Linked DNA regions of Homo sapiens: region 2 is linked to region 1. Evidence: chromatin contacts called from ENCODE Hi-C or POLR2A ChIA-PET data. All regions are on one chromosome and are shown on one strand. Each heading gives the region's core, a stretch centred on a gene start or an enhancer-like site at or near the end of the contact. The rest is flanking DNA. Distances are from core to core; before and after follow the strand shown.

Region 1 (4,969 bases), core at 714-3,213:
AGGAGTTCGAGACCAGCCTGACCAACATGGTGGTCTCTACTAAATGCAAAAGATTAGCCGTGCATGGTGGCACATGCCTGTAATGCCAGCTACACAGGAGGCTGAGGCAGGAGAATCACTTGAACCCGGGAGGCAGAGGTTGCAGTGAGCTGAGATTGTGCCATTGCACTCCAGCCTGGGCAACAAGAGCGAAACTCTGTCTCAAAAAAAAAAAAAAAAAGAAAAACAGAAGAAGAAGAAGTAATATGATCTTTGAGCTTTAGTTCTTTATTCTCTGGAATAATATTTTCTTTTGACATTAAAATTTATAGTTGCAATTGTTTCCCACTCCATAGAATTGGTAAATATAAAATGGCCATGTGTTGAATATTATAAGCATTTTACTGTACCATGTCAGAAGTGAACTCAGGAAATCTGACAATGGCTAGTTCCTGCCTTTAGTGACCTTTTGATGGTGTTTATTACTGAGGGTGATGGGAGTCTCCTGGCTGCTCAACAGTGTGACTTGAGACAGGTTCTTTAAACTCATAACTGTTATTTATTTTATTTTGGATTTTTTTAAATTTTATTTTTCCATAAGTAATTGGGGGTACAGGTGGTATTTGGTTACATGAGTAAGTTCTTTAGTGGAGATGTGTGGGATCCTGGTGCGCCCATCACCCAAGCAGCATACACTGCACCACATCTTGGCCCCACCAACATCGTTACTGTTTCTCGGTGCTGGGCTCAGGAACTGACAGCAGTCAACCGAAACAGAAGCTGCTACTACTTCAAGAAGGCTTTTCATACCTCACTAGAGTGAGGAAACGGAACATAGAGGTTTATTTCAGTGGTTCATAGTTTTCACCTCCAAATATCAAATGTAACTATACTTCTCTAGTGCTTCTGTCCAAATAAAGTAAGCATGCATATATTTGTGTATGAGTAGCCTGCCATTCAGCACACTAAGACATGCCCTTCCTGGGCTTCAGCTATTCCAAAAGGTGTGGAGGATGTGAGAGGAAGGGTGCAAAATGAAACTCTGGATTAGGAGTGAAAATTATCATAGGATGTCTTTACTGGAGATGATTTCCCCACTCACTCTCTCAAAGATCTAATCAGGAACAAACATTTGCACGTTTTATGTTGCAAACAAGTTATTTGGTTTGTTGAGTGAAATCACGGTTATTTTCGTGCCTGTGTGATTTCAGGAATTCTGTTCTCCTGCTTTTGGAAAGCTGCTTCAGCTCACAGATCCCTGCCTCCTGTGAACACTGGAATGTGGGCTGTGTTGCTCTTCCGCAACCCAGCGCATGCATTGTTCACTTTCCCCATAGTCCTCCCTCATCTGGATGATGAACCCAGTTAGATCTCCATGGCCTGATACTCTCTAAATCCACCATGGCGGTTGTCCTACACAGAGTTGGCACACAGTGAATATAGCAGTGACTTCAGAAACCTGAAATACTAATATTTATCCTTTTCTGTTTGACTTATTTCACTTGGTATAGTATTTTCAAGACCTATCCATATCAGAAGTTCATTTCTTTTTATGACTAATGAGATGGTCTGTTCTAATTCCCTTTTATTTCATTCTCTCTCCTTTTAATACACTTGAACTTCCAACCTGGTCATGAAATCCTTTAAGTATTTTTCAATCTACTGGTATTTTTATATTTAAGTTATTTAAATACAACTTAAGTGTGAAGAGACTCTTAGGAAGGTATTTATTTTCAGTTATACTTCAGGGATGAGTGAAATAATGTTATAAAGGACAGAGCCTGGTTTTTATATATGGCCTGTGTAATCTGTCTTGATGCTTTGTAAGCCAAACCAGATACTTAAGTTATTATTGCTTTTTACATTTCAAAGGCCTACAGACTACCATTGGCCTAAATATAAAATAATAATTTCTGTCTGTAGAGCTGTACACCCTGTAGTCGAAAAGAAAGCCCTTCCTTCCTCATTTCTTAATGACAGCCTATAATCATCTCTGAGCAATTTTTAAGATTTTTTCTAAACCACCATTTCCGTCATTATGTCAGCTGGGGAAGAGCCTCTTCTTCTATCAATAGAATGGTTCTCATTCCTTCCCAAGTCCAACCACCCACCTTGTGAGAAGGGGTCATTGTAAATCTCAGCCAACTTTCTTTTTCAACAATGATGTTAGGAGAAATGTCAGATGATAAAATCAGTTAATCACCAAATATTTACTGAGGACTTGGGAAAAGTTTTGGGGAGCCATTGGAGAGAATATGACTGAACCACTGTAAGTTCTACCCAAACTGTGTTTCCTCATTCACTTCCAGCCTAGGCTTGAAGGAACAAGAGACCAGGGGTGGATCCAGGTTCCTGTCCCGCTGGGACATGGCCCATTTCCTTTGTTAGGCCTGGGAGCAGTTTGAGGAAGCCTGGTTAGGCATCTGTCAATCCCAACTGAAGTCACTTTTTATATGGGGTGAGGAATTTTTAACCTCACCCCATATAAGGCCTAGCAACTTCAGGCATGAGTAAAATAAAGACAGAGAAATTGCACATCACAACTTAATGTTTGTTGTGTTTATGTACTGAAAGTATTTTATGTTTGTAAACTCAAAATTAACCCATTTTATAAATAATGGCAATGACTATAATGCTTTAAAATAATTTACTGTATCTGTCACTCTTTTCTGATGGAATTTAATAGACTCTTGTACTCTTAGTTTACTTCAGATCAACAATACAACTCTTTTCCCAGATTTCTTCATAATTAACTATGTAATTATCATTTGATAAAAGCCTCTTATTTTAATTAGAATAATATGATCATGGGCTGATGATTCAATAAATATTCACTGAGCAGCTGCTATGTGGAAAACTAATGGCATGCTGGAAAGAAAAGAATTTTTCCTAAGGCTTGTCCTTGACCTCAAAAAAAGCATATGTGATCTAGAGAAGACAAATTTAAAGAAATGCTGCAAGTATAATATGAATAGGCAGAATTAAATAATTACTAAATGAATATCAGAGGGAAAAAAATGCTAATTTTAAGGGAGAGTATAGAGTAAGCAGAATTTGAATGGAGCCTTCCAAACCATTGAGGATACTTTCAACTCTGAAATTTAGGCCAAGAGAAAGTAAGTACTTGCTTTTGTCACACTTTCAGTCTCTTTTAACTCATGAAGTTTCTACTAAGTCAAACTGAAATTAATTAGTTACACTGTCAGAGCGAGTGCATTGGTGATTTCTCTGTGTAGAAAACAGTAGAAAGGCCATCCAAGGGCAGGCGTTAGCATAAGCAAAGGCACAGAGGAATGAAAGCAAATGACATTTGGGGGAATGTTGAGATGTCCATATGGCTGAAGTTCCAGGTCAGAACATAGAAGGCCTTAAATGTCAAGATAAGGAGCTTGGATTTAATATGTAGACCTCAGGGAACTGTTCCTGCGGTTGGATCACTTGAGGTCAGGAGTTCGAAACCAGCCTGGCCAACGTAGTGAAACACCATCTCTACTAAAAATACAAAAATTAGCCGGGTGTGGTGGTGCACACCTGTAGTCCCAGCTACTCGGGAGGCTGAGACAGGAGAATCACTTGAACCTGGGAGGCGGAGGTTGCAGTGAGCCAAGATCACGCCACTGCACTCCAGCCTGGGTGACAGAGCAGGACTCTGTCTCAAAAAATTAACAAACAAACAAACAAAAAACCTATGTGTGACTTATTTGGTGTCTCTCTGCTTCCTGGAAGTCGCTTCTCAACTTTTGGCTTCTCTCTCTGATCATTCTAACTCTGGGACTTGGAAGCTCTTGTGTCAGCAAACAAAATCCACAGCAGCTTCCTTCTACCCTTTGAATGATCAGCCAGTGATTCAAATTGCCCTTGGAATAATCTCTGAATTCCCTGGGATAGACTCTGAGGTCCTGCATCAGTAACCACCCTCTCTTTGGTCACACTGGAGCACAGCTCCGTGGTTCAGGCTAACCACTCCCCCATGTGTTTCGTCTCTCCTGGCCTGGCTCTGTTCTCCAACACTTGGCTGCTTTCTCACCCGCTCTAAGCACATCCTCACCCATCACCTCCTTCCAGAGCCAGCTCGATACCCAGCCCTTGGGAAAGCATATATGGCCCATGTTGTTATGTTCATAAATCATGCACCAATCATGCATAAATCATACATAAATCTTTGCACAAGGCTATGAGAGGAATGCACAGTCATGAGTGGCCCAGGTCAGGAGGCAGGGACCTCATGACTACCTCGAGAGGCAGAGCAAAATGGCAAAAGATGCAAACAGCGCTTCAAGAGAATGGAAGCTGTGTCGCGTGATAGTTTAGAAGTCATTCCCAGCCAAGTCGGTACAGGCTTTGTGTATAGTTATTGCTTCCCTCATCTTCATCTTTGTATATGCTTCTGGGAGTTTACATGGGAGGCTTTGAATCCTTGACTGTGATCCATTCAAAGACAGGCAGCATGGATCTAGTTTATAAGAACCTTTGCCAATGAACATGGCAGAATTTTCTGTTTTATGTCTGCCATTAGTTGTTAGGTGGGGACTGTCCCTGTCCTGGCATGCAGGACTCTGCTACCGGAAATTATTATAGCATACAGAGTAAGAGTTCCAGTCCCAGACTTAGACTGTCTAGGTTCAAATGCCAGTTTCACTCCTTACTAGTTGTGTGAATTTGAAAATTATTTCATCTCTCAGTGCCTCATTTTTCTCAAGTAGGGATGATAGTAATATCTGCCTTTTAGAATTGTTGTGAGCTTTCAATGAATTAATTTAAAGAGAAAATGTTTCAAATAGTGCCTGGCTGGGCACGGCGGCTCACAGCTATAATCCCAGCACTTTGGGAGGCCGAGGTGGCTGGATCACCTGAGATCCGGAGTTGGAGACCAGCCTTGTCAACATGGTGAAACCCCGTCTCTACTAAAAATACAAAAATTAGCCCAGTGTGGGGGTGGGCGCCTGTAATCCCAGCTACTTGGGAGGATGAGGCGGGAGAATTGCTTGAA
Region 2 (5,131 bases), core at 2,476-4,975, 97 kb after region 1:
TACTCTTACTCAGAAACTATTGCTCGATTTTGTAATCTCCCAAAGGAAGGAATACATTGGAAATAGCAATACAGAAGACCAGCAAAGGCTATCATTAGGATGGTGTTGAAGAAACAACCAGCAGGCCTGGACAGCAGCCTGTCCAGGTTGGAGCAGAGGTCACCAAGAAAGAAATGCAAAGCATAGAATATCTGATATTTGAACACAGTGAGACAAGATTGATACTTCTGGCATACAATTTGCTAATAAATTAATGGTCTTTATCTTGAAAAAAGAAAAAAAAAGAGAAACAATTTTAACTCCAGGGAAAACATGATTCTCTAAGAAAGGAAATGAAATCATAGTATACTCTGAGGCTAACAGGGCATAATACTTACATAGTCTTAAAGATGTAAATTCTGACATTTAATCGAATCAAATTACATAACAGAACTAGTTAAGAAGGCTGGCCACGGTTGCTCACACTACCCAGCGCTTCAGAAAGATCACTTGAGCCCAGGAAGACCTGCCTGGTTGACAGAGTGAGACCCTGTCTCTAAAATTAAAAAAAAAAAAAAGAGAGAGAGAGACATCTTAGAACTAGTTGAGAAGACAGAAGGGTAAGTTTGAGGAAACTGAGAGTAAATAATACCTAAAGTTGAAAAATAATGAAAACACATTATCAGCATGGTTAGAAGCATGGACCTTCTTAGAGCAGAAATAGCCTAAAGAATCAAAAATGCTTCTGGGCAGTGCCCATCGAGAATGAGAATCTGAAAACCAGAAACTGCTTGTTTTTATCATAATTCCTGTAGAACTACTTCACTTTTTATTAAATATATAGCATATGACTCATTAAAATAAATACTTAGCATAGTAAGGTGTATATTAGTATAACTCATGTGGAGTGCAATTTAGAAATGTGTTAACATTTACACTGAGAATGTTCTTTGACCCATCAATTCCATATGTAGAATTTTATCCAACAGTGTGAGATTCATTGAATCAATTATGGTACAGTCACACAATGAAGTATTATGCTGTTACTTAAAATAATGATACTCCTAGTAAAAAAATAACATGAATTTACATTTGAGGAAAGATATTTCCCTTCCCAGCATATCTCTCCTTTAAAGCACTATCTCTATTATAATTTTGTATTCATTAGTGTGATTTTTCATTGAATGCTTGACTCTTCCAATGGATTGGAAGCTCCATAAGACCAGAGCCATGGAGTCCCCAACCCCCAGGTCACAGACAATACCAGTTTGTGACCTGTTAGGAACTGGTCTGCAGAGCAGGAGGTGAGAGCAAGTGAAGCTGAGCTCCACCTCCTGTCAGATCAGTGGCAGCATTAGATTCTCATAGGAGCACACACCCTATTGTGAACTGTGCATGCGTGGGATCTAGGTTATGAGAATCTAATGGTAAGTGTAATGCACTTGAGTCATCCCAAAACCATCCCCACAATCCAGTCTGTGGAAAAGTTGTCTTCCACGAAACTGATCCCTGGTGCCAAAAAGGTTGGGGACCTCCGAGAGCCCATGTCTTACTTTGCTCACTGATGTGTTCCTAGTACAGGTACACTGTACCTGGTACCTAGGCAGCTATTTGATGTCTGAATGAGCATGGGTGAGCATTCAAGTAGATGATGACAAACGTCTGCAAAACTTAAAGATAGGCAGGGCTTAGCTCTGGTGGGAGAGTTATGGGTTCAACCTGGGTTTAATCCCCTGCTCCACCATGACCTTGGGCAAGTCCCTTACCTAAGCCTTGGATACAATGACAGCAGATCCTCAGTTATCCAATTATATGATTCCTTGTAAATGCCATGGAAATGTTTAAACTTTTAAATTATACAAAATGTACTCACCCAGAAGACTACAATCTAATACTTCCTGGCTGTTATTTTTTTATTAGTGAACTTCTGCAAGATTTGGAAAACTGTGAAAATGATCCTGTGGCCATAGCAGAGTGTTTTGTGTCCAAGGTAAGCAGGGTTCATCCTTCTGGGCCAACTGAGACAGATACAGAGTACAGAATTTTTCATTTTAAAGTTAAAATGACTGGTTTGTTTCATATCAGATAGAGTTAGCCACTAATCTTTCTCTGGTTTCTTTGTTTGAGTAGCAAAAATGTATTGTTCCTGGAGCCAGGGAGATGCTAATCTAGTAGTTGTTCTAGAACTTGTACAGTAACTGAATAATGTTACTCTTTGCTGGGAAAAACTTAAAGCTTGGGAGGGGAGAGTCCGGAGTAGAAGAATGTTAGAAAAATGGGCCGGGCATGGTGGCTCACACCTATAATCCCAGCACTTTGGGAAGCCGAGGTGAGTGGATCATCTGAGGTCAGGAGTTTGAGACCAGCCTGGCCAACATGGTGAAACCCCGTCTCTACTAAAAACACAAAAATTAGCCAGGCGTGGTGGTGTGCCTGTAATCCCAGCTACTAGGGTGGCTGAGGCAGGAGAATCACTTGAGCCCAGGAGGCGGAGGTTGCAGTGGGAGCCAAGATAACGCCATTGCACTCCAGCCTGGGTGACAAGAGTGAGACTCTGTCTCAAAAAAAAAAAAAAAAAAAAAGAAGATGAATGTTAGAAAAATATAAAATACCACTGAACTGGTTTAGTTTAGTGAAAGTTTAGTTTTAGTGAAAGTCCAAGAGAATCTAAATATTTTACGTATAATATATGTGGCACTAGCCTAGTCTCTATAATTATCTTTCTTTTGAGGGATAGAGAGAAGCAGAATTAATCTCCTACATTTTAAAAATGTACTCTTCCACTGTTTTCTTAAGCTGCATCAGTGGTTTCGAAAAATACAAGGAAAGGATTTGACTTTCAAAGCTTAAATGACAGTGAGCTCGTGCTCCGAAGTGGAATAGGTGATGGAATTCTGAAACCTACCCTTTCCTACAATGTGGCCTTTCCTACATTGCTTTCTCAGCATGCTGCCTAGTATATAGAGATTTCTGTCTTGTTTAAATTCTCTTAAACATTCAACCGCTTTTGTTTGGAAAGCCTTTAGCAGAAATTGTTTTGCAGCAAACTTTCATGTGGTTTCTGCATTTGTAGTTTGAAATGCACGAAGGTTTAATAAAAGTTCATGATGGCGCTTTGAGACCCACTGGGAATTAGCACACGCGGAGTCCGGTGTGAACTGGGAGATGTCGCTCCAGTCTGACCTGGCTCTGGACTGTTCCACAGGGTCATTTCTGATGGTGGCAGATGCATCCTGATGGCTTCCAAACACAACACCCTGGGTTTTATTGGAGCAAAGTTCCTTAAAGGCACAATCCATGGGCTTATATGTAAAGGCACAATCCATGGGCTCTCCTGACTTTGTGTGTGTGTGTTCACATGTAAAGTGTGCACACACGTTTACCTGTGTGTAAGCTTACACATACAATCCTTTTCACAAGTTGCCTGTGTCAAAATTGAGCAGGGATTTGAAAAAAAGAAGAAAAATGAAAGAAGGCAAAATGGCTAAAAAGATATGCTGGGTATATCAAAGGAGATATGTTAGAATAACCACAGCACATAAACAACGTAGAAGCTTTCGGAAACGTTTGGGCTTTTACTGGTAACTGTAATCACAAGTTGATTAAAGATGTTCCAGCGTATGCTTAGCTCTCGCTTAATTATTCACATAAAAGTTTGTTTATGTGCCACGTTGCCAACTCCCAAATCTTCCTTTTCATTGTAATATTGCCAAGTTTAATTAGAAGACTGACTTGAGCTCTCTGCACTTTCGCATGGAAACAGGGAATCCTGAGGGAGTGCTGGGCTCAGGCACTGCCTGCCTTTCACTCAGCAGCCTGACATTTAGAAGATGTTACGTCTTCTGAAACACAACCAGCTGTTCAACTCTAGGGAGGAATGGAAAATTGCTTTAATTGGGAGGCCGTTAATGAAAGAGGTGAAGCTGACAGTTGACTTCTGCTTTTATCTGAACCACTGGGGCCTGCACAGAGATTCATCTTTGACCTTGCTTACTGTCGTGGTATGTGTAGGTTACAGAAGTCCTTATCGACAGATGGAGAACATGGTTGCTTTTTACCTGATGCTCATGGAAGAATGAACCCACAGTTCTCCTGAAGGACAGAAATTAAAGTTTCGTGCTGGGCAGGCCAAACCTTCTCCCAGTAAACATTTGTCTGTTTTAGGTCTCTGGAAACACCTAGAATGGCTCACTTTGCTGCCTTTACCTCCACCTTCACATCCACCTCTCATCTTGACTGGCAGCAAGGCTGACCCAGGGCAACGTTTAGGAGGGAGACAAAGTCTGTCTTTAGAGCCTCAACCTCCCCTTAGCTGCCTACTCTCCCTCGTTGTGTGGCTCTCTCTCTGTTGGTGCCTTCTTCCTTTTAGAGCCCAGGGAGTGAGTGTGTGTGCACACACACACGCATACACACACACACATGCACACACACAAGCATGCACATGTACCACCCACTTACTGAAATTATCCTCAAGGAAGTGTGGATATTGGATAGTCATATGATTAGAGTGAATTTAAGTCAAAGTTACCCGTATGCTGTTTACATATTAAGTCTTTCTTGTAGTGTCCAGTGAAAACTTCTCAGGAATCAGAGAGGGAGAGGAGGACCCTGGGGCAGAAGAAACCCTAAAATCATACATATTGCTTTACTGTGGCTACCTATTCAATAAATATTTGAGAGACTTAGGTGCTTGATTGGTCAGCACTGATTATATCATATTTTGGCTCTTTCATAATTAAATGTCTCATTTCTATGTCATCTCTGATTACAATTTGAAAGATTTGAAGAACTAGAAGGAAATATCTTTTCTTATGATTTATATATATTTGTATAACACATTCCCTTAAATCCTTCTAAGCCGATTTGGGGTGGCATATTTAATAACTAATGGTATCTAACTAGGAGCTGTTGACTTTTATGTGAAACCATCATTTGTAAGGTCCACAGAGCTTCACAAACCTAAGGGCAAACTTGCATTTAATTCCAGTTAAAGATATATAACTGATTTAAATCACAGCCCTCCAATTTAAAATAGGAATAGAGCCATGATATCACAAAATGCACAGAAATTCAATCGTGCAGAAGTCATGAGGTCTTATGATAGCTGGCTAGGAGTAAGTCACTATATTATGCAATGTCAACCTAATTTCAT

What was found. Hi-C counts contacts between places; a loop is a spot of excess contacts on that map. ChIA-PET counts read pairs that join two places held with the same protein, here RNA polymerase II (POLR2A). Pooled maps may share reads with other maps.
Region 2: a loop to region 1 is called in a map of K562, with 2.4 times the contacts of the local background. The contact joins two enhancer-like sites. A Hi-C loop is called at or near these places in 4 of 168 maps with a recorded cell type or tissue (K562, heart left ventricle, ovary and 1 more) and 1 of 50 pooled maps. POLR2A ChIA-PET finds 5 or more read pairs at or near these places in 1 of 52 experiments (OCI-LY7).

What each region holds. Positions count from the first base shown.
Region 1 is chr6:150,689,653-150,694,621 of GRCh38, forward strand. All of the region lies in intron 2 of PLEKHG1 (pleckstrin homology and RhoGEF domain containing G1), which reads left to right. Among named protein-coding and RNA genes, the nearest start is that of PLEKHG1, 92 kb to the left of the region's middle. RefSeq lists a silencer at 730-829. Within about 2 kb of position 1,964, at least 3 of the 41 ENCODE cell types and tissues checked have a DNase peak (open chromatin) inside an H3K27ac peak, as active enhancers do; they include OCI-LY7, where a contact is called at or near this core.
Region 2 is chr6:150,784,491-150,789,621 of GRCh38, forward strand. PLEKHG1 (pleckstrin homology and RhoGEF domain containing G1) reads left to right here. Exons shown (of 17, transcript NM_001029884.3): 5 at 1,900-1,969. Among named protein-coding and RNA genes, the nearest start is that of MTHFD1L, 79 kb to the right of the region's middle. Within about 2 kb of position 3,726, at least 2 of the 41 ENCODE cell types and tissues checked have a DNase peak (open chromatin) inside an H3K27ac peak, as active enhancers do; they include OCI-LY7, where a contact is called at or near this core.